Linked DNA regions of Homo sapiens: region 1 is linked to region 2. Evidence: read pairs that join two places in POLR2A ChIA-PET (ENCODE). Cell type or tissue: CD4-positive, alpha-beta T cell. All regions are shown on one strand. Each heading gives the region's core, and the rest is flanking DNA. Links, peaks and the distances in the headings are about the cores only.

Evidence for each region. Peaks named below come from ENCODE experiments on the same cell type or tissue, not always from the same donor. Only the 100,000 strongest peaks of a DNase experiment are listed, where the experiment ranks them.
Region 1: POLR2A ChIA-PET joins it to region 2 with 5 read pairs; 9 of 35 experiments call an interaction of 5 or more read pairs at or near these places.

Annotation. Positions count from the first base shown.
Region 1 is chr11:61,065,589-61,080,301 of GRCh38, forward strand. The region is part of intron 1 of LOC105369325 (a long non-coding RNA gene); the gene reads right to left. It overlaps LINC02954 (long intergenic non-protein coding RNA 2954), which reads left to right. Exons shown (of 4, transcript NR_186234.1): 4 at 1,843-2,009. LOC124902677 (a long non-coding RNA gene) reads left to right here and starts at 8,124. Exons shown (of 2, transcript XR_007062690.1): 1 at 8,124-10,603; 2 at 12,059-12,321. In CD4-positive, alpha-beta T cell, for the core only: no CTCF peak of the experiment used is centred there; a DNase peak (open chromatin) is centred at 5,813; H3K27ac peaks cover 1,759 bases.
Region 2 is chr11:60,993,543-61,008,255 of GRCh38, forward strand. CD6 (CD6 molecule) reads left to right here. Exons shown (of 13, transcript NM_006725.5): 2 at 13,032-13,100; 3 at 14,018-14,368. It overlaps LOC105369326 (a long non-coding RNA gene), which reads right to left and starts at 14,569. Exons shown (of 2, transcript XR_950155.3): 1 at 14,505-14,569; 2 at 9,820-11,403. It also overlaps the pseudogene TRA-TGC10-1. RefSeq lists an enhancer at 13,722-14,430 and a silencer at 14,172-14,371. In CD4-positive, alpha-beta T cell, for the core only: no CTCF peak of the experiment used is centred there; DNase peaks (open chromatin) are centred at 10,979 and 11,439; H3K4me3 peaks cover 1,025 bases; H3K27ac peaks cover 1,905 bases.

The DNA of each region.
Region 1 (14,713 bases), core at 4,602-7,101, 66 kb after region 2:
GGCCGGAGAATCCCTTGAACCCAGGAGGCAGAGGTTGCAGTGAGCTGAGATCACGCCACTGCACTCCAGTCTGGCGACAAGAGTGAGATTCCATCTCAAAACAAAACAAAACAAAAAGAAAAGAAAAAAGAAATATACTGACACTAACGATGGCTGATAAGCTAAAAATTCACACACACAAAAATCTCGTAATGTTTTAAGAAAGTTTACAAATTTGTGTTGGGCCACACTCAAAGCCGTCCTGGGATGCGGGTTGGACAAACTTGACCTAGACATTCTGCCTCTCTTCACTTGGGCCCCCCCAGATGTCTGGCCTGCGTAGACCAGCCTCAGTGCACGCAGCTGGAAGGTGCAGTGCCTGTCGGAGGCACCCGTTTCCCCACCAAGGGCCTCATGTTCGCATGCCCACTCCACGTTCACTCCATCATCCATCTCACTCCGTTTTCTATTGAAAGCACCCTGTCACCTTTCGCGTTTCCAACTCAGGAAACAGCAACCACGGAACAGAAGAAAAATCAAGATCCCATTTGCCTTGATGGATTCATTTCGATACAACTTCACTCAAGAGCTCGCCGCTTCCTGATTTCACATTTCACCATCAAAGACGAGGGCCGGGGCAGAGCTGGGGGATGTGGCCCAATCGGCAACATGCGTGGCTGAGCAACAGGTTTCTGCCAGGAGAGGCAACTCTGGGACCGCAGCTTCGGGATCCATTGGCCCATCCCAACAGCTAACAGAGGCAGAACATTCTGGAACATCACCCACCTGTCCCATCCTACAGGCTCCCAAGCCAACTGTGGCAAAGGTGAACCAAAGCCCTGAAAGAACTCGAAGTGAGACAAAGCCAGGCTCTCTGTGCTGAGGGAAGCAAGGCCCAGAGAGGGCAGTGGTGTGGCCACTGTCACACAGCGGGGCTCTGGGTCCAGTCCCTCTCTCTGATTTGGGCACCTCCCCCCTGCAGCAAGCATTGATGACTTCAGGTTACACGATACAGGAATGTCTCCATCCCTTTCCCCAAGGTAAGGAAAGGGCTCACATCAGTTAATTGCTCAAGCAACCCCAGAACCAGGATTATAACAAGGTGGTGCTCTGCCACGGGGCTGATAGAGAGGACAGGCCCTGGCCAGAGCAGGGGTGGGGCAGGGACTGCGGACCAGAGGTCCTCCCCAGAGCTTTTCATGAGCAACTACTAGGCCCTCGATAGAGAAGCCCAGCATGACCGAGAGGCAGTCTATGAATATGGTGACAATGCCACACTGTGAGGATAGAACCCAGCCCCGGCTAAAGCCCACTGAAAGTAAGAGCAATAATGCAATTCATTCATTCATTCATTCATTCATTCATTCGACAAAGTCCGTGCCAGGCTCTGTGGCTACAATCCTGAAAAAGACACAGTATCTACGTCTTCAGGTTGCTTAAGTAAAATCATTAGCACTAAAAAAATGTGGTATTCATACAATAAAGCACAACACAGCAACTAAAAAGCAGGAACTCCTGCTACACTCAAACACGGATGAATTTCATGGGTATAATGAGGAGCTGAAGAGGCCAGGCACAGAAGAGTCCATACGCTGCAATTCAAAACACTACTTACGGAAAGCTGGAGAACAGACCCATAGTGAGAGACCAGAACAGTGCTTAGCTCTTGGTGGGAGGGGGCGGCTGATAGGAGAGGCTCTAGGGAACCTTAATGGGGGATGAAAATGTTCTAGATCTTGAGCTGGGTGGAGGTTACACGGTGTATGTGTGTGTGGGTGTGTGGGCGTGTGTGTGCATGCAATATATATAAAAAAAGTTTTACATTTTTAAAAATCATTAACAGTGTTTACACTTCTTTTTCAGAGCTAACCTTACATATGCTTGATCAAATGACGAAAAGCTTCAGCCAGAAACAGTTTTGCCTGGGTTCTGAATCTTCCCTGAGCTCTTAAATTCTACCCAGTGAGCATCTAGGTTAAAACCTGGATAAAACCTGGATAAAAGATTAAAAAACTCAACCAAGTTTCCAAGTTCTTGTACTGCTTGGCTCTGTGTAGATCCGAGTTAACAAACAGGTTTCAATCCACATACCAGATCTGATGGTATGAAGCACTGATTATGGCTGGGCACAGTGGCTCATGCCTATAATCCCAACACTTTGGGAGGCCCAGGCAGGAGGATAGCTTGAAATAGGAGACTGGGGCCCTTGCAAACCCACTGAACTTCCTGGTGGTCACAGTGGACAGTCAGCCTGGGGAATAAGTCTCTCTGTGAAAAATGCAATGAACACAAGGCCCCTTTCCATGGCCTGTGCTTGGAACCAGCAAAGGAGTCGGCCATTCTGCATCCTGAGCACAGACAGAGGAGCTGTGGGTGACAGATGGTGCCTGCCAGGAGCAGGGATGCATGAGTCTCAGGTCAATGACAGATGTGGCTGGAGCCCAGTGTGGAGGCCCCAGGCTCCAGCGTGACCTAGTTTTCGAGATTGATGGGGCTGGCGTTGATGGCCTCCCGTGCACTCTCCTCTGTTCAGTGGGGGGCAGAGAGAACCCAAAACAGCAACGCCCTCCCCCAGCCCACACTTAGACAACAGGTGACTACGAAAGGAAGGCAGGAGGGGAGGTGGGGAGGGGAATGGCAGGCGGGCCAAGTTGGGTGGGCTCCGGGGCAGATATGTCTGCCTCTCTTCTCTGAGGCACGACTGAGGGGCAGAGAAAGGCCAGGCAGTGGCAGTGACTTCACGTGCGCTGCTGCCAACGACCCCCATCCCTCCCAATCCACCGTGGTAACACCAATATGTTCCCAGCTTGGATCTCTCTCTCTCTCTCTTTCTCCCCACCCACCTTGGGCCCCAGACTCATACCCAGCCCTGTCTGCTCAGCATCTCCACTTGGGTGTCCGAGAGCATCTCAAGTGTCATATGGCCAAAAGCAAACTCCTGACCATCCCTATCTCAAGACAGGGCTTCTCCATCCTTCCAGGTGCTCTGGCCAAAAACTGTGGTGTCACCTGTGACTCCTCTTTCTCTCACATCCCAGCTGCAATCCAGCCAGAAATCCTATGGGTTCTGCCTTCGAGATGTAGTCAGACTCTGGCCACCTCCCACCCCCTCCACTGCGACCGCCCTGATCCTGGCCACCGTCCTCTCTGCCTCCTCACCTGCCTTCCTGCTTCCTGCCCTCATTCCCTTCCGGGTGTTCTCCCTGCTGGATGTGGAGTGATCCCATGTAAAAGGCACCCATGACGTCTCCCACCTCACAGCCTACTGCTCTACCTGCTCACACCACTTGGGTCACGCTGGCCATCGGACACACTGGACAGCCTCAGGGCCTTTGCTGGTCCTGGGCTGGAAGGCTCTTCCCCTGGAGAGCCCTCAACTCCCTTCCTCGCCTTGGGTGGAGCCTTCCTGGACAGCCCTATTTAAATCGCCACCCCTCCCTCCCCCTTCCCCCTTCTCTTCTCCTGTTTTAGTCTCTTCCGTAGCATTTATTGCCACTGGACACACAATATATTTTTACTTATTTATTTTGTTCATTGTCAGTTGCCCCAGGTTAGACTGTAAGGAGCATGAGGGCAGGAAAGTTTGGGGTCTGTTTTGTTCTTGCCATGTCTCCCAACACCAAGGACAGTGCCTCGTGCATAGCAGGCACCTAGTAAGTTATTGAATAAGTGAATGAATCAGGATCAGTGACCTCCCTCTGGAACCACAGGCTTGACAGCAAAGCTCTCCCCCTTTCTTCTGGCCCCTCAGTGCCCCCCTCAGGGCAGAACTCCAGGTACCCAGTGTGTCTCCAGCAGGTCCCTGTGTCCCCTTAGTGGTGGGAACAAGAGATCCATCAGTTCCAAGCCTCAAGATGCCTCTTGCCTCCTTCATCATCTGTCTCCCTCACATCTGCCCTGCCTTTGACAATGTACAAATAGCTTTGAAGCCCTGTAAGGTTTCAGCATCCTTGTTGCGTAGGCTGGGAGAGCCAGGCAACAGCCCAAAGACACACAGCTTAGAAGGGAGGAGAACACCCATCCTGACAGCAAGCTTGGTCATTGCTCAGATTCACCCTGTCCCTACCACCTGCTTCCTCCAGGCCAGCACTGCAAGCCAATCGTGATGACAACGACGGTGCTGGATGGAGGACAGACAAAACCAGTGAGGCTCTTGCAACAGGGGAAAATGAGTCCACCAGCAACAAGAAGACTGGGACTGGGGAGGGGGTGCAGAAGGGATTAAAGGGTTCAAGGGGGCCTGGGAGGACAGAAGGGGATTCTGTTTGGGTTCCCCTCAACCAACCTAAAGCAGATTCTGCTGAAAACACAGGAGGCAATAATACCCTGAGCTTTTTAAGTGCATGTCCCCATGACCCCATAGCCCTACACCTAGAGGTTTATTGCAAAGCCATCAGGGAAAGAGTGTACACAGAACAGTGAGGGTTAGCTATACGGGGTGCTTGGCAGAGCAGTGCTGGTGAGAGGAGGACAATGGAAACCTTCTCAGTGTCCCCAGATAGGGGAATGGGATTTATACGCCATGACTCCCTTGAAAACAATGAATGTGCACCTACATTTCCTAACTCGGAAAGCCGGCAATGACATTGAGCCTAAAATTCTGTGTTGTATGGGCCCATTCGTGTGTGTGTGTTTTTTTTAAATGTACGTGTTTGCAAAGAAAAGTGTCTAGGGCCAGGCGTGGTGGCTCACACCTGTAATCCCAGCACTTTGGGAGGCCGAGGTGGGTGGATCACAGGGTCAGGAGATTGAGACCATCCTGGCTAACACGGTGAAACCCCATCTCTACTAAAAAATACAAAAAATTAGCTGAGTGTGGTGGCGGGCACCTGTAGTCCCAGCTACTAGGGAGGCTGAGGCAGGAGAATGGCATGAACCCGAGAGGCGGAGCTTGCGGTGAGCCAAGATCGCACCATTGCACTCCAGCCTGGGCAACAGAGCAAGACTCCATCTCAAAGAAAAAAAAAGTGTCTAGGAGGAAGTATATCAGGTGCAGTAATGGTGACTGCTGCTAGTGAGCCTAGAGGGAGCTCACTCTCTTTTTCATTCTTTTCTGTATTCTATTGCTGTGGGATAATTAAGGAATCAGAGAGACTGAGGGGTTGAGGAAGAATTATGTAATTATTTAGGTGCACCAAACCAGTCGGATTAACATCCAAAGGACTGAGCCCCAAACAAAGAGTCCGGTTACCTTTTAAGCATTTTGTTGGGCGGGGGCGGGGGGGGTAATCTGTGCAGAGGGAAGCATATTACAGAAGTGAGAAACAAAGACAGTTATTCAACTGAGACATGCATTACATCATTTCTTACTTTTTAAGGAACAACATGTTTTACGACTTGAGATTATCTGTCAAGTGACCTTGAAGCTGCACAGCTAGAGAAACAGAGTCTTCACAATGCCTGGGAAAGGGAGAGATAAGTCTCACTGGCCACAGAAAGAAAAACAGGCAGTTAATTTTAAAGGACTCCAGCCCTTTCTCTTCCTCAAGGGGAACTGGGTTTTCTTACATTCAGCTGAGTTTTTGATTACACAGTTTTTAATTTCTTTTCATTCCTGTTCCACTATGAATAATTTTACGACTAGCATATATCAATATTTTTAGTAAATAAAACAGTAAAGGTGCATGCATTTTAGAAAAACAAATTTAAATGCTCCAGAGACTTCCCCGATGGGCCAAGCCCACCAGGGCCCTCTCTCCAGCCAGACCCAGCACCTGCCCACTGAAGGCAGCCTCTAAGCCTCCGAAGCTGAGGGCCTGACACCTCCATCCAAGCCTCTGTGTGTGACTGAGGGGGGAGAAACAGAGAGAAAAGAACCACTTCCTGCAGAGCTGGTGGTGGTGGCGGCTCTGAGGGAGGAGAGACACCCACCAGAGGTGAGGACTAGAGGCTCCTTCAGCAAATGTGAACGTGACTCAGGGGGCCACCCTGACTGACAGGGCAGTGTGGCCCTCACGGTGACCAGGGCTCAGCCGCACTGTCACTGCCATTAACCAAAAGCCGGTGATCACAGGCAGAAGAGGCCTGCGAGTGGGACATGCCCAGTGGGCCTTGTGGGGATGGAGCCGGTCCTGCTTTAGGGGACAGGGTCTGAAGCAAGAGCCAGCAGGTGGCCTCGACCCATGGATTCCCCTGCAGGTCTCCAGGGCCACACCCATGGCAGGGCCTCCAGATAGGATCCCACTGCTCTTTAAGGAATGTTTGGGCAGGTCCCCAACAGCCTGGAGGAAACCCCTTACCAAACCCCTTACAGCCACCAGCAAAGGAAAGCCAGGCTTCCAGGTAGAATCTGGATCCATGAGGTGGACTGTGTTCTATCCACTTTGTACTCAGGGTGCCCAGCCCAGGCCAGGTGCTTAGTACTCGCTTATTAAGCGAAAGGATGAATGAATGAATGAGCCATCCGCAAAGATGACCTATGTTACTACTTTGGAAAGAAATGTCTTCAACGTGAGCTGGGCTTCTCAGCGGGTGGAGGTGCAGCTGTGTTCCAAACAAAGAAGCTATTTTTAAAGAGAGAGAAGAGGGAAAGACTGAGTCGGGAATGCCTGAGGCCTGGTTACTAGACAAGCCAGAGGACTCCTCCTCATCGTGCAGAGGAAGGGGGAGTCAGCTTCTGGGAAGAAGTGGGGCCCGCCTGGGGCAGTCTCACCAGAGGGAGGTGATGACAATATTGCTGGGCTTCAGTCTCCTGCCTTTAGAGGGTGAGGGCCAGTCCACAGGAGTTCAGATCATAAGGCCCAAGTCCCATTCTCCGCCAGCTCCCCGCCTGCCAGGTGAGGACACCAGTCAAGGACTTCTGTTAGACTGAGTCACTTGGGAGACTTAGCTCTCTTTGGGCACAGCTTGGTCCCCTGTGCATGTGGCCAGATGCCAGGGGGCTGGGCACTTCTGGGAGATGGGCCTCTCGGTGCATCAAGATGGCTTCACAGTGAGCGTGACTGTGAGGCTGTTGTGCCCCTCCTCCCTGATCTTCTGCCACGACCCTGGAGCCCACTTCAGTCACCACTGCCAAACCATCACCTTCCATCACACACACTCGGACTGTGGTCACACCCAGACCACCAGGATGGACACACAGAGCTGAAGACCCAACCCTTGGCAGACACCATAAAACAGCCCAGCTGGCTCCAGTGGGCGGGAACCCTGGTAGGAAGACATGGAAGCCATCTGCTCAGGTGTCCTCTTTCTGCAGGCCCAGAGAGAGAAGACTTGCTCAGGCTCAGGTCAGAATCCAATCCGGGATCCGAAGCCAGGGCTCCAGGCCTCACGTACGGTGCACCACGGGGAGTTTTGGCGATAAAAGTCAGGGCTTCCCAAGAGGCCTGAATCAGCAGGAAGTGGTAGCAGCTTGCTCTACTGGGGCACAGTCCCCACTCCCCACCCACCAGACCCTCCATCGACCCTCATGCTCCCCATCTGGGAGTTGGGGCGGCCAGGGTTGCAATTGTCCCTGACAGAGAAGAATTGTGCCCCAAATTCCAGAGGCCAGGAGGGAAACAGGATAAACCACAAGGCACCCACAGCGCCTTCAGGAGTCCTCCTGCCTCTAATTTGCTGTGTGACCTTGGGGAAGTCCCTTCCCTTCTCTGGGACTCATTTTCCTGATCCGCACGATAGAGTTTGGTCTCCAAGGTTTCATCTGATCCTGAGAAGCTCTGAGTCCAAGCCTGGACACATTCTTACTGTGTCAGAGGCAAACACTCAGCCAAACTAGCTGGTCACTAAAAATAGAAAGGCTGGGCGCAGTGGCTCACGCCTGTAATCCCAGCACTTTGGGAGGCCGAGGAGGGTGGTTCACTTGAGGCCAGGAGTTTAAGACCAGCCTGTCCAACATGGTGAAACCCCATCTCTACTAAAAATACAAAAATTAGCCAGGCGTAGTGGTGCATACCTGTAATCCCAGCTACTCAGGAAGCTGAGGCAGGAGAATCACTTGAACCCAGGAAGCAGAGATTGCATTGAACCATGATCGTGCTACTGGACTCCAGCCTGGGTGACGGAGCAAGATTCTGTCTCAAAGAAAAATAAAAATACAAAATAAAAATAGAAAGCCACTAAAATAAGGTGTGGGGTGGGCTAGGAATTTTTAGATACAGGCACCATTGTTATTTTTATTTTTACTAAATTTATTTCCCTTTTTTCATATTTTGATTTCACTAAAAATAGTGAAAAAAGTTTCCACGCACAAAGCATTCTCAACAATGTTTTTGGCCAGATTGACAGCTGCAGCTCCCTCCAGCCATTTATTAATGGCTTTTTCTTTTTAAAAAATCTACTTCTGCCCATGAATCTGAAACACATTAACTGAACATTTGGGTCAAAATTTCTCATACATGCTACATCTTCCCTCTGGATGAAAAACTCCTGGGGAATGGGGATTATGTCTTCCATAGCTTTCTCCCCTCGTGTCCAGCCTGGCTTTAGGCCTGATAATGACTGCTGTCATCATTGTTGCTGTTATTGTTGATTTTCATTATAGAGCCTGAAGGAAACTTCAAATCGAATCCAACCTCCTCTCTTTACCAATGGGGAAATTGAACCCAAGAGAATAAACTGTATTTAGTCTAATATCAGATCCTTGGTGGAAAGGCTCAATATTGTAAACATGTTGATTCTACTTCAAATCAATCCAGAAATTCACTGAACTTTAAATCTAATGGGATTGGGGGGAGTTGGGGAGATCTGACAAATTTATTTGAAAATGAAGAAGGATAGCTAAGAAGTGTTAGAAGCAGACGAGTAATGTCCTTTCCCATAATAAGATTATAGTTCAATCTAAAGATTTACACAATTTAAAACTGGGTATACCATTTTAGGAACAGATTAATTAATGGAAAAGAAGGAAGAATTCAGAAAAGGAAATTCATCTCATTTATTTTAAAATTCAATGATGTAGTGCTAATCCTAAGCAGTGGAAGGAAACCTGGAATTTTCAAAAAGTGATGTTGAAGCAGCTGTTCTCTTTTTGGGGAAAACAAACTGAAAAATAAAAAACTTTAGAGTTAATTTTAAATAATTAAAACAAGTCACATCTCACACCTACTCAAAAATAAAGTACAATTGGATTAAAGATTTGTGTAATAAAAAAAGACACTAGAAGAAAATATAGGGGAAAAATTTTTTATAACTTGAATGTGGAAAATGTCTTTCTTAGCATAGTATAAAAACTAAAAATCCTGAAGAGAAAGAATTTGGACCCCATGAAAATTTAAAATGTATGAATAGTGGAAGATATCATAAAAAATAAATAGTAGAAAACAAATGACAGTCTGGGAGAAAATATTTTCAACACATGCAACAGACTAAGGATTAATATCCATTATATATAAAGAGCACCTACAAATCCACCAGGAAAGGACTGACAACCCCCACCAAAACAGGTAAAGAATATGAATAGATAACCAATGAAGAAACACAAATGTTTTGTGGATGCAAAACATATTTAAAAAGTGTTCAATCTCTCTACTAATTAAAGTAATAAAAATTTAAAACTCATGATATTTTATACCTACCATATTAGTAAAAGTCAAAAAATATTGGTAACATTCAGAATTGAGGACGTGGAAGGTAATCAAAGCTTTTCTTCCTTGACAGTAATAATGTCAATGGTTCAGCTTTCTTAAAAGAACAACTTGGGCATTATCTTTCAATATTTTTAAATGTTCATATCCATGCAGCAGCATCATATCTGGAAATCCATCCTACAAGATACTAAACACAGGTGCCTAAAGACATGTTTGCTGTGCTCTCCTTGTAACAGGCAGACAAATTGTTGATGAATGATAAAGAAGGATAAAATAAATCATGGTAGTCCCAGCTACTCGGGAGGCTGAGGTGGGAGGATTGCTTGAGGCCAGGAGTTTGAGCCCAGCTTGGGCAACATAGCAAGACCCCCATCTCAAAAAAAAATTATTGCACATTCATGTTATGGATGGCTGTGCAGATATTAAAGAGAATGACATAAATCTGCCTGTATCAACATGGAAAGTCACACACAATTTATTGGAAAGTGGAAAAAAAGAAATAATTATATAATAATCAGTATAATATTATCCCATTTCCATTTTGTAAAACAAATAAATAAATAAAGATTCAGATCAAATTTTTAGTGGTGGTTACAGCTGAGGAGTGGGGTCGGTGGGAGTGATAGGAAGATGGAATGTTGCTATTTAAAAATGTATGTTGGTCAAATTGAAAAAAAATAAAAGATATCCTTCACATATTTCAATAATGAAAAAAGCAAGAAATAAGATAAAATAAAATAAATGTAAGTTGGTGCTCTTTGAATGCGTCTTGATGATATCTGCAGTTTTGCACATACATATACTGTGTGTGTGTGTGTGTGTGTGTGTGCACACGCCTATATAATTAACAAAGAAACATATCCTCACTGGCCCTGTGCAAAGCTGTTACAATATTTATTTTAGGAATGAGGAAACAGTCCTGAGTTCTATCACTTGCCCAAGAAACTCACATGCTGTGAGTGACTACAAAGGAATTCCAGTCCCAGCCTGAACTGAAAGCCAGGGAGGACCCTTCCCTGCCAACTCGCCTGCCCTAAGCACAGAGCGTGGCTGTGCGAATTGCAGACTTGGTGGATGACGGCTGTGGGGAGTTAGAGGTAGGAAGTGATCATGCATTGTTTCTCCAAATGCTGTATTTAATAATATTTCAGATAATCAAAACTACTGTAGTCAACTGGGGAAGTATAGAATTGTTAAGAAGCAGGAAAAAAAATACCAACCCCCCAGAGACAATTACCATTAGTATTTTGGGATATTTCTTCCAATATTTTAATTGCGTTTATAAACATGGTTCATATTACATTGTAGGTGTGATTTTGCATCTCTCTTTGAAAACAACACTGTATCAGATTCATTTTCTTTTGTCATTAAAGTCTTCATAAACAACAAAATTTAAAAAGAGATCAATATTTTAAATAGCAGTAGTTTACTTACTATCTAATTTCATCCTGCTTACCTACCACCCACCCAAACCCAACCAGCAGAGCACCCAACTGTCCCATCTAAGATAAAATATACTCGGTACATATTCTGCACCAAGCAGAGAGGTGACTAAGACACGCTGTACCTCATAGCACACAGCAAAATTAACTCTGGGTGGATTAAAGAGCTAAAGGAAAAAAAAATCACAGAAAGACTTGAAAAAAGTTGATGAGAGTATTTATCAAACCTCTGTGTGGGGGAGGACTTTCTAACCCTAAAGCTATGGGAGAAACCACAAAAAAAAGATCACTAGATTTGGCTACCTAACATTTTGATACCCTGTAAACAACCTGAACAAAAAAGGTCAAATAGCAAGTGGGGTAAAATCTTTGCAACAAACATAAAAAAGATTAGTAGCCATCATAAATAAAGAGCTCATACAAATCAATATAAATCACCCACTGAGACCCAAATGCCTAACTGGGGAAAGGCTTAGGAGTGTGCTATCCAATATAGTAGCCACTAGCCACATGTGGCTATTTAAATTTAAATTAATTTAGGATTTAAATTAAAATCTTAGGTAAATTAAATTAAAATCAAGTTTAAATTAAAACCTTAGGTAAATTAAGTCTAAATTTAAATAAAATTAAATTTAAATTTTACTCAGTTATCTAGCCATATTTCAAGTACTCAATGGACACATTTGGCTGGTTGCTGCTGGACAGGCAGATATAGGCCACGTGGACCCTATTAAACAGGAAGATACAGGCCATTTCTATCATTGCAGAAAGCTTGATTGGAAAGCACTGCTTTAGACAGTGCGCAAAAGAAGACTCACCAGTGACCAATAAACACATTTAGAAATTCAGCTTCATTAGAAATAAAAGGAGTGCAAACTAAAACAAGGTCACATATTCATCTAGTTAGGAGTAAACAGGGTATTGCTAATTGAAGAGTAAAGAGTTACGGACCATCTGGAAAATAATTTGGCAATATAAGTTAAGAACTGTAAAAACCCTCAACCCAGCAATTCAGTTCCTGGGAATATGCGCAGCCTAAAGAAATTGTCAGAAATACACAAACCATTTTGTGCAGAAACGTATTGATTCCTAAATTATTTATTATTTCAGAGAGCCGCAGCCTGAAAGCCCAACCTCAGGGAAGTGATTACACCCATCAAGACCGACCACTCAATGGACGGACAAACCATCAATAAACATTATGTTTTGCCAAGAGGAACTAATGACTTGGGAAATACATACAAAAATAAATTTAAAAAACACCACATTCGAAACTGAAAGGTTAGGATAACATCAACTATAAAAATATGAAGACTATGCACAAGAAACTGCCAATTGCCAGAATAAATATCACTGGGTGATAGGATTCTGAATATTCTTTATGCTGTTCAGTAATTCCTGAATTTTTAACAAAGGTCATTTTCTGGTTTTATACAAAACTAGAAAGGTCACTAAAAATTCACAGGAGAGATAACCTAGTGATTAAGAGCAGGGATCTAAGCTGGCTGAGCCTTCGACGCCAATCCCCTGTTGCTCCCTGGCTCTCAGACCTCAGATGAGGTCAGCTCGGCTTCCTTGTCTGCAAAATTAATAACCACACCTGCCTCATAAGGTTTCTCAAGAACTGAGCAAGATGGTGCCTGCACAGTGCTGGGTAGAGTCTGTGCACATGAGCCCAGAACATACGTGAGGACTGCTGTTTGTATTAACATGGGAAATGCTTATGTTACTCTGTTGTCGCGTGACAAACCAGGACCCAGAATCTTCTATAGAACATGCTCTCAACTGGAAAAAATATGCTTTTTTTTTTTTTTTTTTTTGAGCCAGAGTCTTGCTCTATTGCCCAGGCTGGAGTGCAGTGGTATGATCTTGGCTCACTGCAGCCTCCGCCTCCTGGGTTCAAGTGATTCTCCTGCCTCAGCCTCCAGAGTAGCTGGGACTACAGGCGCACGCCACTGCGACCGGCTAATTTTTGTGTCTTTAGTAGAGACGGGGTTTCACCATGCTGGCCAAGATGGTCTCGATCTCCTGACCTTGTGATTCACCCGCCTCGGCCTCCCAAAGTGCTAGGATTACAGGCATGAGCCACTGCGCCCAGACAACATGTGCTTTTTCAAAAGTCCACAAAGACCAGGAGCTACTCCAAACTGCTGATGGCAGTTTGGGGAGATGGGAATAAATTTCCTCTCTTTGCTTAAAGAAGCATGAAAATATCTTTCTGTGCTTTCCAAATTGTCTCCAATGAGCATGCTATCTTCACAATGAAGGGGGGAAAAGCTTTATAAAGATAGAGAAAAGCTGAAATAAATAAAGGTTTAACTGGTTGTGCTGAGGAGGTCATCAGCTGGCACGCAACTGAGGCACACAGCCTCTGCAGCTGGTGGTTACTGGGGAGACCTCTGCCTTGTGGGATTCTGAGCTGATTTAATTTTTTTTCTTTCTTGAGACAGAGTCTCACTCTGTCACCCAGGCTGGAGTGCAATGGCGTGATCTCGGCTCACTGCAACCTCCATCTCCTGGGTTCAAGCGATTCTCCTGCCTCAGCCTCCTGAGTAGTTGGGACTACAGGCACCCGCCACCACACCTGGCTAGTTTTTGTATTTTTAGTAGAGACGTGGTTTCATTATGTTGACCAGGCTGGTCTCGAACTCCTGACCAACAGCCAGGTGAACTGCCTGCCTTGGCCTCCCAAAGTGCTGGGATTACAGGCACAAGCCACCACGTCCAGCCACATTTAATTTTTTTCTACATATTTTATGTATTTCCAAACTGTACAAGAGGTAGTAAATATTATTTTTCCCAACCAGAAGAAAAGACGTAGTTAAGAAAACTAAAGAAAACCTGGCCCTCTGCGTTGGGACTGGTGAGAGGGACGAAGGTAGATGGAAACAAGAACTGAGGGGCAGGGTGGGGGTGAGTGTTAGCACAGGGGCCCACCCTGCTGAGCCTGCGGGTGGGGCTGCAAAGCAAAGGCCTCCGAGCCTCCCCCTGCTCCACTCTGAGCCTTGTCTCCTCATCCACGCACAAGCCCAGGCCCAGCACAGCCGCAGACACGCCAAGGTGATGGGGGGCAGACTACCTGGACTGAGAAAGGGTTCTTTTTTATTTTCTAACCTTCCAATAAAACATCTGTGAATTTTTTCACTGTCAGATCAAATAAGAAAGGAACTTGCGTTTTGCAGTGCGTAGAGCTGATAACAGATCTATTGCATTTCTGAAATGTACAGAAGTTTTTTCCTCTTGAGAACCTGGGAGTAGTCGTCCCCACCCTGTCCCCAAAGCTGGGCCTAGTCATGACAAGCACTCCAAAACCCACAGGTCCCAGGTCCCCATACACCTGGGAAACAAAAGCATCTAACATCAAAAAGGACCACGGCCATAAGGAGGAAGAAACACCTTCTCAGGGTGAGGCTCGCCCACCCCCCTCTCTGCCAGGCCAGGCTTTGCTGTGTCCAATCCCCTCTCCTCATCTCTGAACTCCTCAAATTCCTGGGAGAGACGAAGCCTGTGAGGCCTTTTTGTCCACTAAAAGTAGGGGGCCAGTGGGACTTAGTGTCAGATCGGTTTTGCTGGTCATACTTCTGAGGTGCTGAATTTAGAATTTTGGTTGACATGAATGGGCTGTTCCTGGAGTCAAAGAAGCCTGTGGTGATGCAAAAAGAGATCAGGAAAATCCAAAGGAACAGGATAGTTTTGTGGGACACTCAGGGACTCTGGGGTCAGACAACAGAACCATCCACTCTGGGCCACAGCTATAATGCACGG
Region 2 (14,713 bases), core at 10,442-12,941:
CTGTTTGGCTCATTTATCATGCCCAGTGCCAGGTTAAAGATGAAACCTAGCTGGGCTCAGTGACTTTCCCTAGGTCACACAGCCAGTAATCAGCAGAGATGGGTTTAGATCACTGTTCTATCTGTCCCCAGAGTCCCTGTCTAAGTCATGAAAGACGAATTTCCCGAGAATGGAGGCTGTTTCCCAGATGAATTGGTGCCTGGGATCTCCTGCTCCCTCGATCATCCCGCTCACACTCATCTCCCTCATATCATACCTGCCCCAGTTCCCAGCATATGCAACAAGTTCAGCAGATGTTCATGGAACTGAATGCAGGCTGGCAACAGACTCATTTCTCAGCTTTCAGGAGAACATGGCTCACGCCCTCTCACTTTCTTGGGAGAGGAGGGGGAGTCCCAGCAATTGAACGTACCTCAAAGCCTGTTAAGTCATGTTGATCTTATCTTTTAAGTTTTTTACAGAGGCGAGTAGGAAACGTTGTCTTTTACTTCCCCTTGGATTTGGTGACAGAGAGGAGGGGAGATGAAACCTGGGCATGCATGGAAGGTATCACACAGGTGAACATCATCTGTCCTGTGACATAGGGGCAAAAGAAAGGTAAAAAGGCTGAATTTCTGGCCGGGCGCGGTGGCTCATGCCTGTAATCCCAGCACTTTGGGAGGCTGAGGCAGGGGGATTGCTTGAGCTTAGGAGTTTGCGACCAGCCTGGGCAACACGGTGAAACCCTGTCTCTAGTAAAATACAAAAAATTAGCCAGGCGTGGTGGCACACACCTGTAGTCCCAGCTACTCAGGAGGCTGAGGCAGGAGAATTGCTTGAACCTGGGAGGCGGAGGTTGCAGTAAGCCGAGATCGTGCCACTGCAGTCCAGCCTGGGCAACAGAGTGAGACTCATCCCCTCCCCAACACCCCCGCCAAAAAAAAAAAAAAGCTGAATTTCTTTGACCTGAGTGACTGCAGTCCTCTGGGACTGGGACTCTTTGAGCCTTAACTTCCATCCGTCTCTGTCAATTGAGTAAATTGTTTTATTTGTGTCCCCAAGCCCTGCTGTGGTATAACTGGGGAGTGTGAAAACAAACCAAAATCCTGTAACATAATACCAAATAATACTCACTCTCTTTCTCTTTCTCTCTCAAGAAAATGAAAGCACATGAGCCAAGTTCTCCTGAAAGCTGAGAAATGAGTTTATTACCGATCTATGTTCCGTTTCATTAACACTTGCTGAACTTGTTCCACGTGCTAGGAACTGGGACAGGTATTCGGGAGATAAGTGTACATGTAAAATAATACCAAAGCACCAAACTGCTGACTTTCCTCTGGGCGCCAGGGGAGAGAAGTCACTCTAGCCTTCCTGGCCTTGGAGAGCCAAGTGGGTATAAGCTGGTCTAGTCACAGCAGCCAGTCACCTCTGCAGGCTAGGACAGCACTGTGTGACTGAGCCTGTGACAGCTTCAGTTTCTTGACAAAGTAAACTCAGCCCAACCGGGTGTCACAGGCTCTTCAAGTCCAAGTCCCCTCAAAGGTTGAACACATTTATCCCCTCCCAATTGAATTATATTACTTGTATGAGCCAGCGCATGCGTCTTTTTTTTTTTCTTTTTCTTTCTTTCTTTTCTTTTTTGAAATGAAGTCTTGCTCTGTCACCCAGCCTAGAATGCAGTGCTGCAATCTCAGCACACTGCAACCTCCCCCTCCCGGATTCAAGCGATTCTCCTACCTCAGCCTCCTGAGTAGCTGGGACTACAGGCATGCACTACCACATCCAGCTAATTTTTGTATTTTTAGTAGAGGCTGGATTTCGCCATGTTGGCCAGGCTGATCTCGAACTCCCGACCTCAGCTAGTCCACCCACCTCAGCCTCTCAAAGTGCTGGGATTACAGATGTGAGCCACCAGGCCCAGCCCGCATCTTTCTAATTTTAATGGAATTACAGGCGTTCCCTTCTTTCTAGTTGTTTTATTAATTGCTCACCATTAACAATACCAAGGGCATTTCTAAAAAGAAAATAGTTAGGACAGTTCCAGCACCCTCTCACTCAGAGCTTCCTCCCCTAAATTCATTGGCCCTCCTCTTCCAATTGGCCGATGCATCCTCAGGCCCTAGACAGTGCTGGAGTGAGCCCCATATTTGAGAGCAAGTGGGGAAGGGGTGGGGGCAGTGCGAGGTGAGACTATTAAGTCTCATCTTTTCCCTGCTGTGAGGTCTGTGGGATGACACATGCCACCCAGGACCCCCTGCCCCGGAGAAGGAAGGTTTCCTAGTTGTTGCTTATCTTTGGAGTCTGGGATCTTTTGGGAAATGAGTCCCTGGATCTTGGGTTCTGAGTTGTGTCACCATTGCGGGGGAAGGGTGGGTTATCATTTCTAAACTCAGTGCTGGTTGACACTTGCAGAGGAGAAAGGAGTTTGGAAAGCCTCCAGGGTTGTCAAAACTTCCTGCCTCTCGCCCTTGGCATGATCACCAAAGCAGAAATCAGGATGTTGGATTCCAACCCGGGGGAGTGGTGTGGTTACGAATGTGGCCTCTGCAAGCAGACAGCCTGGGTTCAATTCCCAGCTTGGCCATTTTCTAGCCGTGTAATCTTAGGCAAGATACTAAACCGCTCTGTGCCTCAGTTTCCCCATCTCGTGGTCTTGCTTTGACAATTAAATCATACTGAATAAATGTCAGCCATTACTGCTGAGCTGTGCCAGATTTGTGACGGGTGCTCGACGTGCCTTGGGGCCTCCCCTTTCCCTATCAGAGCAGTGGGAAGCATCACAACATCCTTCCCTTATCCCCCTGCACTCTGGACCCCAGATGCCCGAGATAAGTAGCTGCTCCCATCAGTGTGGGTTGGGAGTAGAAAACTAGGAGTCCATCTGGCTGCTTCCCAAACCTGCAAACCAGGAATCCCAGTCCAGCTTCCCGGCCACTGGGCAAGGGGCAGGTGAGTGTTTCCGGACAGCTCCCTGAACCAGTCCTGCTCCACTTGAATACCTGGAGTCTGAGCCAGGGCCTCGGGAGGCGGGCCCACCAGGGTTCACGTAGCATTTGTCATCACTGCTCGGGACAAAAGGCCAGTCTTCATACACAAGATGCACGGTGGTCTGCAGGTTAGCAGGGAGCACGCCTCTCCCAAGGTTCGGGGACACTAGTCACAAGGGCCTGGTGCCAGTCTTGCAGAGAGGCACACCCTGCCCTGTCCTGGCAGTGCTCCAGAGCAGCAGCTGGACTATCCGGGAGATCACTGCGCTGCACTGGGAGCCTGACCTCCCCGTGGGCCTTGGGGATACTCTTCCTTTGGGCCGCAGATTTTGCAATATTTCTGACAAAATACTTGCTGACAAAAAGCCTTCTGAGAGAAGCATTATTAACTCCAGTTCATGGATGACAGTCTAAGGCTCAGACTGGCAAAGTGACTGGCCAAAGGTCACTCCACTAATAAGGAACAGAGCTGGACTCCAGCCCAAGCCTTTGAACTCAAGGCCTTGTAAGGTACATAGGTACCTTCCCCCCATACAGCACTGTCTGATGTCAATATGTGAGTCACATTTATAATTTTAAATTTTTGGCTGGGCATGGTGGCTCATGCCTGTAATCCCAGCACTTTGGGAGGCCAAAGCAGGTGGATCACCTGAGGTCAGAAGTTCAAGACCAGCCTGGCCAACGTGGTGAAACCCCATCTCTACTAAAAGTATAAAAAAAGTAGCCAGGCATGGTGGTGCGTGCCTATAGTCCCAGCTACTCAGGGCGCTGAGGCAGGAGAATCGCTTGAACCTGGGAGATGGAGGTTGCGGTGAGCCCAAGATCATACCACTGCCCTCCAGCCTGGGTGATAGGGCGAGACTCCGTCTCAAAAAAAAAAAAAATAAAATAAAATAAAATAAAAATAATAAATAAATAAATTTTTAGCAGCTGCATTTTTTCAAAAAAGTAAAAAGAAACAGATGAAATTTCTTTAATAATATATGTTATTTAACTGAATATATCCAAAATATCATTTCTACACATCAATAAAAAAATTCTTAATAAGATACTTTACATTCTTTATTCTTACCAAGTCTTTGACACACAACCTGTACTTCACACTTAAAGCATGTCTCAATTTGGACACTCAAGTTTCACCAGAAACATTCAATCTGTATTTAGATTTCATACTAGTTACAATTGAAAAAGGAGAATCACATATCTCACTTACTCTGGCCATTTGAAAAGGTTTTCCAATGATTGAATTGATTATGCCTTTAAAATTAAATGGAAAACATTTTGTAAATTAAATAGAAATGAATTGAATTAAATAAAATGAAATTTTGAGTTTCTCATTGGCACGAACCCATTTCAAGTGCTCAGTAGCCACACGTGGCTGGTGGCTATTGTACTGGACAACACAGCACCATATGATTTTCCCTCCGAGTGGGGCTGAGTGATCTCTAAGCCCTTCAAATGTATGCTCCTCCCCTGCGTTTATACAGATGAGTGCTTTGTGTACCATGGGCCCACTTCCGTGATGATAAATGGACGGTGTAGGACAGATTTCCCATCTATATTGACAGCATACTGAAAACAGTATGCTGTAGTAGTTAAAAGGGTGATTTCTAGAGCCAGACTGTCCAGGTTCAAATTTTGCTTTGATTACTGACCAGCTGGGTGGCCTTGGGTGATTTACTTAAGCTCTCTATGTCCCAGTTTTCTCAGTGATGACACTGGGATGATGATATTAATAGTATGCACCTCACAGGGTGGTTGTAAGGATTTGCTAGTACATGTAATGCACACAGATAACCGCTATCATCTATGGGGCATACAGTAAGTGCTCAAGAGATGTTGCCTTTCATTACATATTTTATCTAATTATAATCAAAGAATGTAAGGACTGGACAAGATCAAAATCTCATCAATCTGTCATTATGCAAGTGACAAAACGGGGCCAGAAAGTGAAAGAACTCATTCAAGGTCATGTAGCAAGTTAATGATAGAAATCAACTGTCAGCTCCTGACGCCCAACCCAGTGACCCTCTCCACTGTGCCCCCAACAATGCTGACATTGCCGAGAAGAGACACCCTGACCTGCCAGCCACATGAGCTCTTCAATTCTTCCCTGGGAATGAGTATGGCTTTAGCTGGCGTGGCCACACTGTCTGCCCAGGTGCTCTCTGCAGGCTCATTGGAGCAGGGTGACTGGGTAGTCAGTATGAAAGCTCACTGTATTAGTACTTCAAGCTAGCCCACATGTCCCCCCAGGAAAAAAGCCCTGTGTATTTATTTGGGGACTTTTAATTTTTATTTGATATAGAACATTTGAAAAAATTAGAACAACACAAGGCAGAAAAAAAAAAAAAAAAAAAGGAAAACAGGCCAGGCACAGTGGCTTATGCCTGTAATCCCAGCATTTTGGGAGGCCAAGGCAGGCGGATCACCTGAGGTCAGGAGTTCGAGACCAGCCTGGCCAACATCGTGAAACCCAGTCTCTACTAATATATATAAATTAGGCGGGCATGGTGGCACATGCCTGTAGTCCCAGCTATTCAGGAGGCTGAGGCAGGAGAATTGCTTGAACTCGGGAGGCGGAGGTTGCAGTGAGTTGAGATGGCACCACTGCACTCCAGCCTGGGTGACAGAGCAAGATAGAAAGGAAAGAAAGAAAGAGCAAGAAGGAAGGAAGGAAAACTTATTAATACCATGTGGGCATGTATTTTCTTTTCCTATAGTAGAGATTAAATTTAATTTACTGATATTCTTTTAGCATCTCTCCTGGGCAAGGCACTGCGCAAGGTCCTGGATATATGGGGGTGATGCTTAGAATCTAGTGAGCCGATGGTTGTCAGTTCATGACCAGGATAGCTATGTAATTAAATGTGGCTGGGCCCACATGAAAAAAAATCTCAGGATGCAGTGAGAGGACAGAATGGGAGATTGTACTCGGGCTCTCTGTGGGTCCTGGAAAACCTTCAGAAGCTTAAAACATGGCGGGGGGTGAGGACGGGGACTGAAGGGGAGAGTACAACCATACTTATAACATAACCCTGTATTCTGCTTCTGCCACTTAACATTGTGGCATAAACTTATCCCCACATCATTAAATACTCCCTGTAAATTTTTTTTTGGCAAATATTTTTAATGTGCTATATTTTTCTAACCAACCCCCCAATCACTTTTAGACAATCCAGTTGTCTCCGGTTTGAATTTTTTTTTGGTGGGTTTTTATTTGTTTGTTTTTATTATGCTATCAGAAACAGCACAGGGTCGGGTTCTGTGGCTCACGCCTGTAATCCCAGCACTTTGGGAGCCTGAGGTGGGCGGATCACTTGAAGCCAGGCGTTCGAGATCAGCATGGCCAACATAGTGAAACCCCATCTCTACTAAAAATATAAATAAAAAAATTAGCCAGGCATGGTGGCAGGCGCCTGTAACCCCAGCTACTCAGTAGCTGCGGCAGGAGAATCGCTTGAATCAGGAGGGTGGAGGTGGCAGTGAACCGAGATCGCATCACTGCACTCCAGCCTGGGCAACAGAGGGAGAGTGAGACTCTATGGCAAAATAAAAATAAAAATAAATATAAATATAAATATAAAAAACCAGCACATCACAGCATTCTGGGGCTCCAGTGGATGGAAAAGGGAATCTAGAACCATCTAGTTCCAAAGCATGGACTTTAGTCTCCAGGCAGTATGGTACTTGAGATAGTTTTATTTAGGATAAGTTCCCAGATGTGGAATTACTGGATTGAAAGAGCTTGGTTTGCTGTTGTTGTTAAGGCTGTTGGCATCTGTGTTTGCAAACACTTTCTGTTGATTTTTTTTTTTAACTATACTTCTAGCAGGTGACACATGCACCTGGCTGCACCACTTGTAGATTCCACCTCCATGTTTCCATCGTCCCTTTCCACCCTGCCTCTGGCTCTGTACAGCATCTCTTCATCCATCATCCACTCAACGAGCATTCAGGATGCAACCGTGTTTTCCTCAGCACCTCTGACAGTGCCGGAGGACAGAAAGTAACCTCAGGTGTAGCTGGTGTTGACCTGACACTGGTCACTGGGCACGGCCAGGGCGGCATTCTGGGGAGTGCCTTGTTTCCCCACCAGGCTTGCTCTGACACTGGGCTGGCCAGCGGGAGGCTCAGCTTTCCCTCGATGTCTATGCCTCCTTTCTCCACAAGTCCCTCACCTCTCAGATGCCCATGGGACATCTCAGGAGCCTGGGTGACACAACAGGAGTATCAGTGTCCCGTTCCGTTTTCTCAAATTCCAGGCAACAAGGCTCTTTCGTGCCTTCATTCTTCCTGTGCTTACAGTCTCCTCCGCAGCCCGTTCCACTGGAGTCTTCTTCCCACTACCCCATTGGAGGTTCTGTCCCACTCGGGGACTTCTGCATGGGACTGGCCTGAAAAAGCCGCCTCCTTCCTGGGCTGGGGTCGGCACTCCCAACCTCTTTCTTCTCCTATTCTGAAACCAGCCGCTCCCCTCCATCCCTTCCCTGTCTTGTTCCATCACTTTCCAGAATTTGGGACACAACTAGAGATGATTTTCAGGGGCACACAGTATAACTTCAGGTGGTAAATGAACTTAGCATTAAATAACACTGAATCATGTGGCAATAAAAGTTTAAATAATTATTATTTTTCAATGTTTTGTCATTCCTTCTGATTCTATCAGATAGTCTGATGATGATGTGTCTTTTTTTTTTTTTTTTTTTTGAGACGGAGTCTTGCTCTGTCGCCCAGGCTAGAGCGTAGTAGTGGCGTGATCTCAGCTCACTGCAACCTCTGCCTCCTGGGTTCAAGCGATTCTCTGCCTCAGCCTCCCGAGTAGCTGGAACTACAGGCACCTGCCACCACGCCTGGCTAACTTTTGTATTTTTAGTAGAGACAGGGTTTCACCATATTGGCCAGGCTGGTCTCGAACTCTGGACCTTGTGATCCACCCACCTTGGCCTCCCAAAGTGCTGGGATTACAGGCGTGAGCCACCGTGCCTGGCCGATGATGTGTCTTTTAACATCTCTAACATGGCTTTATTTTTAGTATGCTTGTTTTTACAATTACCTTCTATTTTAAGCAAGTCATATAAATCGTCCCTTTAGGTTTTAATATCTTCTTATTTTTTTCATATCAACATACATACCTAATTTTACATACATAGAATCATATCATACATGATTTTTAAAGTACAGCCTTTTACCTTCATTGCTTGCTTTTCCTCCCCCTATCTTCCATGGCTGTGACTGTGTCCCACGACCAGCTGCATAGTTTGCAGGGCCCAGTGCAAAACGGAGATGCAGGGCCTTTGGTTCAACAAATGATGAGGAATTTCAAGATGGCAACAGCAGAGGATTCAAGCAAAGGCCGGGTCCTTCTAAGCACGGGGCCCTGTGCACAGTCCACCAGCCTGTGGAGCTGGCCCTGCTTGGCCCCTTCCCCTGAAGCCCACTCTTAATTTTTCCATTTTGATTATCTGCTGTGTGTTCTCCCACACTTATCTTCATGTTCCTGCAATCATACCAGTTCACAGAGGGGGTTTTTTGGCCTTGCTTCACAAAAAATGTATCATATTATATTCTCTTCTCTGCATCTTGCTTTTCCTACTCAACACAGCTTGGAAATCCTGCCAACCCATCTGGGTCTATTTCATTCTTTATAAAGGCTGCATAAGATGCCATGCTGTAAATGGACCGTAATTGATTCAGCCGTTTCCCCTGTGAATGGGCATTCACTCTGTTTCTAACATTTTGCCATTCAAAAATCTGCAGTGGACTGGGTGCGGTGGCTCACACCTGTATGCCCAGCAGTTTGGGAGGCTGAGGCAGGCAGATCACTTGAGGTCAGGTGTTCAAGACCCAACCTGGCCAACATGGAGAAACCCCATCTCTACCAAAAATACAAAAAAATTTAGCAGGGTGTGGTGGTGGGTGCCTGTAATCCCAGCAACTTGGGAGGCTGAGGCAGGAGAATTGCTTGAACCCAGGAGGTGAAGGTTGCAATGAGCCGAGATCACGCCACTGCACTCCAGCCTGGGTGACAGAGCAAGACACTGTTTCAAAAAAAAAAATCTGCAGTGAACATTTTTATGATCAGGTGTCTTTAATGATGTAAAAAAGCAAATTCACAGGAAAGGGTAAAAGTTTGCTCTTACTCTGTTTTGTGTTGCTATAACAAAGTACCACAGAGTGAGTAATTTAAAACAAAAAGAAATTTATTTCTTATAGTTCTGCAGGCTGGAAAGCCCAAGATCTAGGGGCCACATCTGATGAGGGCCTTCTCTCTGCATCATAACACAATGGAAGGCGTCACATGGCCAGAGAGTGCACGAGAGACAGAGCGAGGGACGGTGGAACTCTCACTTTTACGACAAAACCACTTCTGCAATAACCAACACACCCCTGTGATAACAGCATTAATCCGTTCATGAAGGCAGACTCCTCATGACCTAATCAACTCTTTTCTTTTCTTTTCTTTTCTTTTTTGAGACACAGTCTCGCTCTGTTGGCCAGGCTGGAGGGCAGTGGCGCAATCTCAGCTCACTGCAACCTCCACCTCCCAGGCTCAAGCAATTCTCCTGCCTCAGCCTCCGGAGTAGCTGGGATTACAGGCATGTGCCACCACACCCGACTAATTTTTGTATTTGTAGTAGAGACAGGGTTTCACCATGTTGGCCAGGCTGGTCTCGGACTCCTGACCTCAGGTAATCCACACGCCTTGGCCTCCCAAAGTGTTGGGCTTACAGGCGTGAGCCACCACGCCCAGCCCTAATCAATTCTTAAACATCCAACTTCTCAACACAGGTCATTGGGGGATTAAATTTCCAACACATGAACCTTGGAACACATTCAAACCATAGCAGGCTCCTTTTCAAATAAATTTATTGCAGCAAAAAAGTGAACCAATTTAAAGAAAAGTGTGAGGCACAGGGCCAGGCAAAAGTGGTAACAATGGGCCGGGTGTGGTGGCTCACGCCTGTAATCCCAACAATTTGGGAGGCTGAGGTGGGCAGATCACTTGAGCTCAGGAATTTGAGACCAGCCTGGGCAACATGGGAAAACCCCGTCTCTACAAAAAATATACAAAAATTAGCCAGCATCGTGGCAAGCGCCTGTAGTCCTAGCTACTCGGGAAACTGAGGCACGAGAATCGCTTGAACCCAGGAGGTGGAGGTTGCAGTGAGCCGAGATTGTGCCACTGCACTCCAGCCTGGGCGACAGAGCGAGACACTGTCTCAAAACAAAAAAGGTGATAATGATGTCTGAGAAACGCTGATCTTCCATTCGGCCCTCTGTGAAATGAGGCCTGGATGGAAAGACGGTTCCAGGTAATTTCTGCTTTTGTTCCTGTAGCACAGAAGTCAGAGAACAGAGAAGCCAGGTTCCCTTCTTGGGATAGGGGATGGGAGAATGCTTGACACAAAAATAAAGCCCTCGAGGTTATCCGCTTTCAACCAGCTGCCTTGGAGCTGGCAGCTGCTGCTCATTCATTCAGTCAATCAACAAACATTGCCTTGGACACTGTGGGGGACACAGGGCTGACCCAGCCATGGGCCCTGCCCTCTAGGGTTTTCTGATCTAGGAGAACACATTTTTGTCTTTATGCATGAGAAAGTGGTTTTCCAGACCCAGAGAGAGAGATGATACAGAGCAGAGCTAAAGCCCCCCTGCCCCACACACATCACATTCACACACACAGTCGTAATCACATATGCACACAGTCCCTCACACACACTCATATGCACACACCTCACAGTCATACACACTGCAGCCATCATTCAATCCCCCTCCCCCACCCCATGTAGTAACATTGAAAACTACGCAGGAGCACTGGGACGGTTGCTGTGGGAACCGGGATTCTGAAATCCTAACTTGTGGGCATCTGAATTCTTGCGCTGAACATTCTAATACATCAGCCACAGAGTTTATGCTCTGAATTTGGAGTCATTTCTCCTCCAGGGGCTCAGGCTGGGCAGCCAGCCAGGGAGTTAGCGAGGACGGCAATTAGAGGGCTGAAGACTTTCTGCCTGATGATGAAGAGGCCCACACGGTTTCCTGGAGAGGGCTGTCTGCCAGGGTGTGCACGCGCACATGCACAAGCTCAGGCTCAGGGGGTATGTCCGTGGAATCTGCTCAGGTGAAGCTCCAGGAATGTGTAGTGGTCATGTCCGAGTCTTCAGGCTCTGTATCGGTCAGGCCGGACTAGGCAAGGCTGTAGCAACAAGGACACCCCCAAATCTTCATGGTTTAACATGATAAGGGCTTACTCCTTACTCACACAAAATCCAAGCTGGGTCAACATCCCCTTCCCTCTTGCAGTTCCTCCGCAACCCAGGGCCTCTAATATCCTTCAACAGGGAAGACGTAAATGGAAATGGCTCACTGCCTCTTCCCTGCTTTGGCTCAAAAGCAGGCAGACGTCTTCTGCCTAGGCTTCAACCAGCCCAACCTAAGTGCAAGAGAAACCAGGAAATGCAGAGGAGTTCATAGGCAACCACAACAGTCCCTGCCCCAGAGCCTCCCTTTGTGCTTTGCAAGCCCAAACATCCCAGCCCAGAGGGGAGGCAAGTCCTTGGAGACAGTTTAAATCCGGGCTCTGCAGCTTGCTCACTGGGTGGCCTCAGGCCCACGCATCAGTTGGGTTCCCACCAGGAAACCTAGAATAGGAATTTAAAGGGGACTTATTTACAGAAGAACTATTTACAAAGGGTAATGCAGTAAGTAGAATCTAAGAGCAACTTCTGGCCAAAGGAGACACAACCAGGGAGTGGTCAGTGAGTCCGAGTAGGAGACAGTCAAGGAGAGGTCACCTTGAATAAGCAATGTCCTTCACATGAGGGACACAGCCTACCCGAGGGACCTCACAGGGGGGGCCAGAGGAATAAGTGTCACATCTTCGCTCTCCTCACTTCTGCCTAGCTCTGCTAAGGCTCCCCATTGGCTGAATCTGACAGAAGCCATAAGGCCCAGGAAGACAGGGGTTAATCCAAACAGATCAGCCTCCCAGGGCAGAATGGATAGTAGCTCTGGTGGAATAAATGGACCCTATCTGGCAGGGACAACTGATTTTTGCTTTTGGAGCCTCCTTTTCCTAATCTGTAAAATAAGAATGCTAACACCTGCCTCATTGCATTGTTGAAAGTAAATGGAATAGGCTGGATGTAGTGGCTCATGCCTGTAATCCCGGCACTTTGGGAGGCTGAGGCAGGCAGATCACCTGAGGTCAGGAGTTCGAGACCAGCCTGACCAACATGGAGAAACCCCGTCTCTACTAAAAATACAAAATTAGCCAGGCGTGGTGGCGCATGCCTGTAATCCCAGCTACTCAGGAGGCTGAGACAGGAGAATCGCTTGAATCTGGGAGGTGGAGGTTGCGGTGAGCCGAGATCAAGCCATTGCACTCCAGCCTGGGCAACAAGAGCGAAACTCTGTCTCAAAAAAAAAAAAAGAAAGAAAGAAAGAAAGTAAATGGAACAATATATGCAAATATGCAAATACCTGTCCTTCATGAATGCTAGTTTCTTAGTGTCTGAAGGCACTTTGCAATCCAGTGGTTCCCAGTCCAGGATGTGTCAATTATTCTAAAGTCTGATATGAAATTCTCAAACAAATTCTATAAACAAAATTTTCTTTTTCTAAATCACTCCCACTTTCGAGCTTTTTCTATATGTCAAGTATTTCATAGGCTGTCTCATTTCAGTCTCACAATATTTTCCTAAGAATCATAGCTGAAAAATTGGGACTGGCACAGAAAGATTAAGTCACCCATTCATGGTCACGAAGCCACTTTGTGTGTCTGGCCCCAGTGCCCACTGCCTTTCCTCCCTGTTCTACTCCGATTTCTGAAGCTGTGTGTGCAATGAATAGGTAAAGCGGAGGATCCTGAAATGCCAATGTTTGAGAACTTTCCCTACCTTGAAGGGAGGCCAATGCACCCAAAGTTGAGGACCACGTCTTTTCCAAAGGCCTCATGTAGCCACCACAGGCTCCAGGAAGTGCCCCCTGCTCATCAGGGTGTCTCTGTGGTCTCCAGGCCTGAGCTCACTCACCCACCATGCTGCTGCTGGTTCATTTCAGGTCATCCATCTCCAGCCCCACCTGACCAGCTCAACACCAGCAGTGCAGAGAGTGAGCTCTGGGAGCCAGGTGAGCAAACATTCCCTCTGGGGGTCCATGATCAGCTTTCTGTAGGTGGTCCCCCAGGGTAATAAAGAAGGGAAATGGACATTTAGGATACCAGGGAGGCTCCCTGACTTCAGACAACACTTCTTCCTGACCCATCACCTGAAGTTCCACTATCAATTCACTTTGAGGTCGTAGAACTACCATTTTTGAGAGGACACTGATAAGTCACATACAGGTGGGCAGGTATGCCTGGAGCATTTTAAGGGGATTTGTTGAGAACAGGCTAGAGTTCTTGGTGGGGGAGGCAGGGTCCTTGATTTACTCAGCAGACGTTTATTAAGGACCTACTGTATGCAAAGATGCATGCTAGCACTGGGGGTACAATCCTGGGCTAAAAGGGGCAGGTGGTTCCCATAGAAGGGGTTCTGGGGAAGTGAGGACCACCATCAGCTGAAGCAGCCCATCATCAACCCCATGGCCAGCCGCTTCACAATCCTCCAAGGTTCCCTAGTCACTGTGACAGCCTCTAGGACAGTACCCTCAGAGGAGCAGAGGGGCCTTCAGGGGAAGCATGCGCCCACTGGACCAGGGCCCCTGAACTCACAACTCTGCCTTTCTTTCACAAACGGGTGCCCCTGGAGACAGGAGCAAGTGAGGAGGGTTTCTAGGGGGCTGGACCCCTAGTTGTCTGTCACCCATCTTAACCTCTAGAGTCACTCCCAAGCCCCACCTTCGGCTGACTCTAAGGAGAACCACAGGGTCAGGCCTCAAGGTGGGCTCAGGGATGAGCCAGCCCGGCTCCATTTTGCAGACTGGAAAGCTGAGACCCCTAGCCAGGCAGGGCGTTGTCAAAGTTCACGCACAGAGTCAGTGGCAGAGCCTGGGCAACCCTCTGCCCAGGCCCCACCGGTCTCAGCTCTCTGGTCTGACACTTCCAGGGGAGCGGCTTCCGGTCCGTCTGACAAACGGGAGCAGCAGCTGCAGCGGGACGGTGGAGGTGCGGCTCGAGGCGTCCTGGGAGCCCGCGTGCGGGGCGCTCTGGGACAGCCGCGCCGCCGAGGCCGTGTGCCGAGCACTGGGCTGCGGCGGGGCGGAGGCCGCCTCTCAGCTCGCCCCGCCGACCCCTGAGCTGCCGCCCCCGCCTGCAGCCGGGAACACCAGCGTAGCAGCTAATGCCACTCTGGCCGGGGCGCCCGCCCTCCTGTGCAGCGGCGCCGAGTGGCGGCTCTGCGAGGTGGTGGAGCACGCGTGCCGCAGCGACGGGAGGCGGGCCCGTGTCACCTGTGCAGGTACGAGCGCACCCCCTACACGGGCCCCCACCTGCCCCACTCCCCAGGCCTTCAGCCACTGCCCCTGGCTCCAGACCCTGGACGCAAGCCTCGCCCTCCAGACCTCCACCCCCACCGCCTACCAGTGCAAACGCACCGGGTTCCCACACCGGAGGACGACCTCGAGTCATTTCCAGATCTGAGCGTTTCCTTGGATCTGGCCTCCAGACTCCACCCCCACACTTGGTTCCTAGTCCCACCCCTGGGTTCCCAAAGCTAACCCGGTCTCTAACCCCACTTACTGGGCCCGCCGCTTCCCTGTCCCCGCCCGCTCTGGGTCTCTCCTCCCCTTTCGCCATATACATA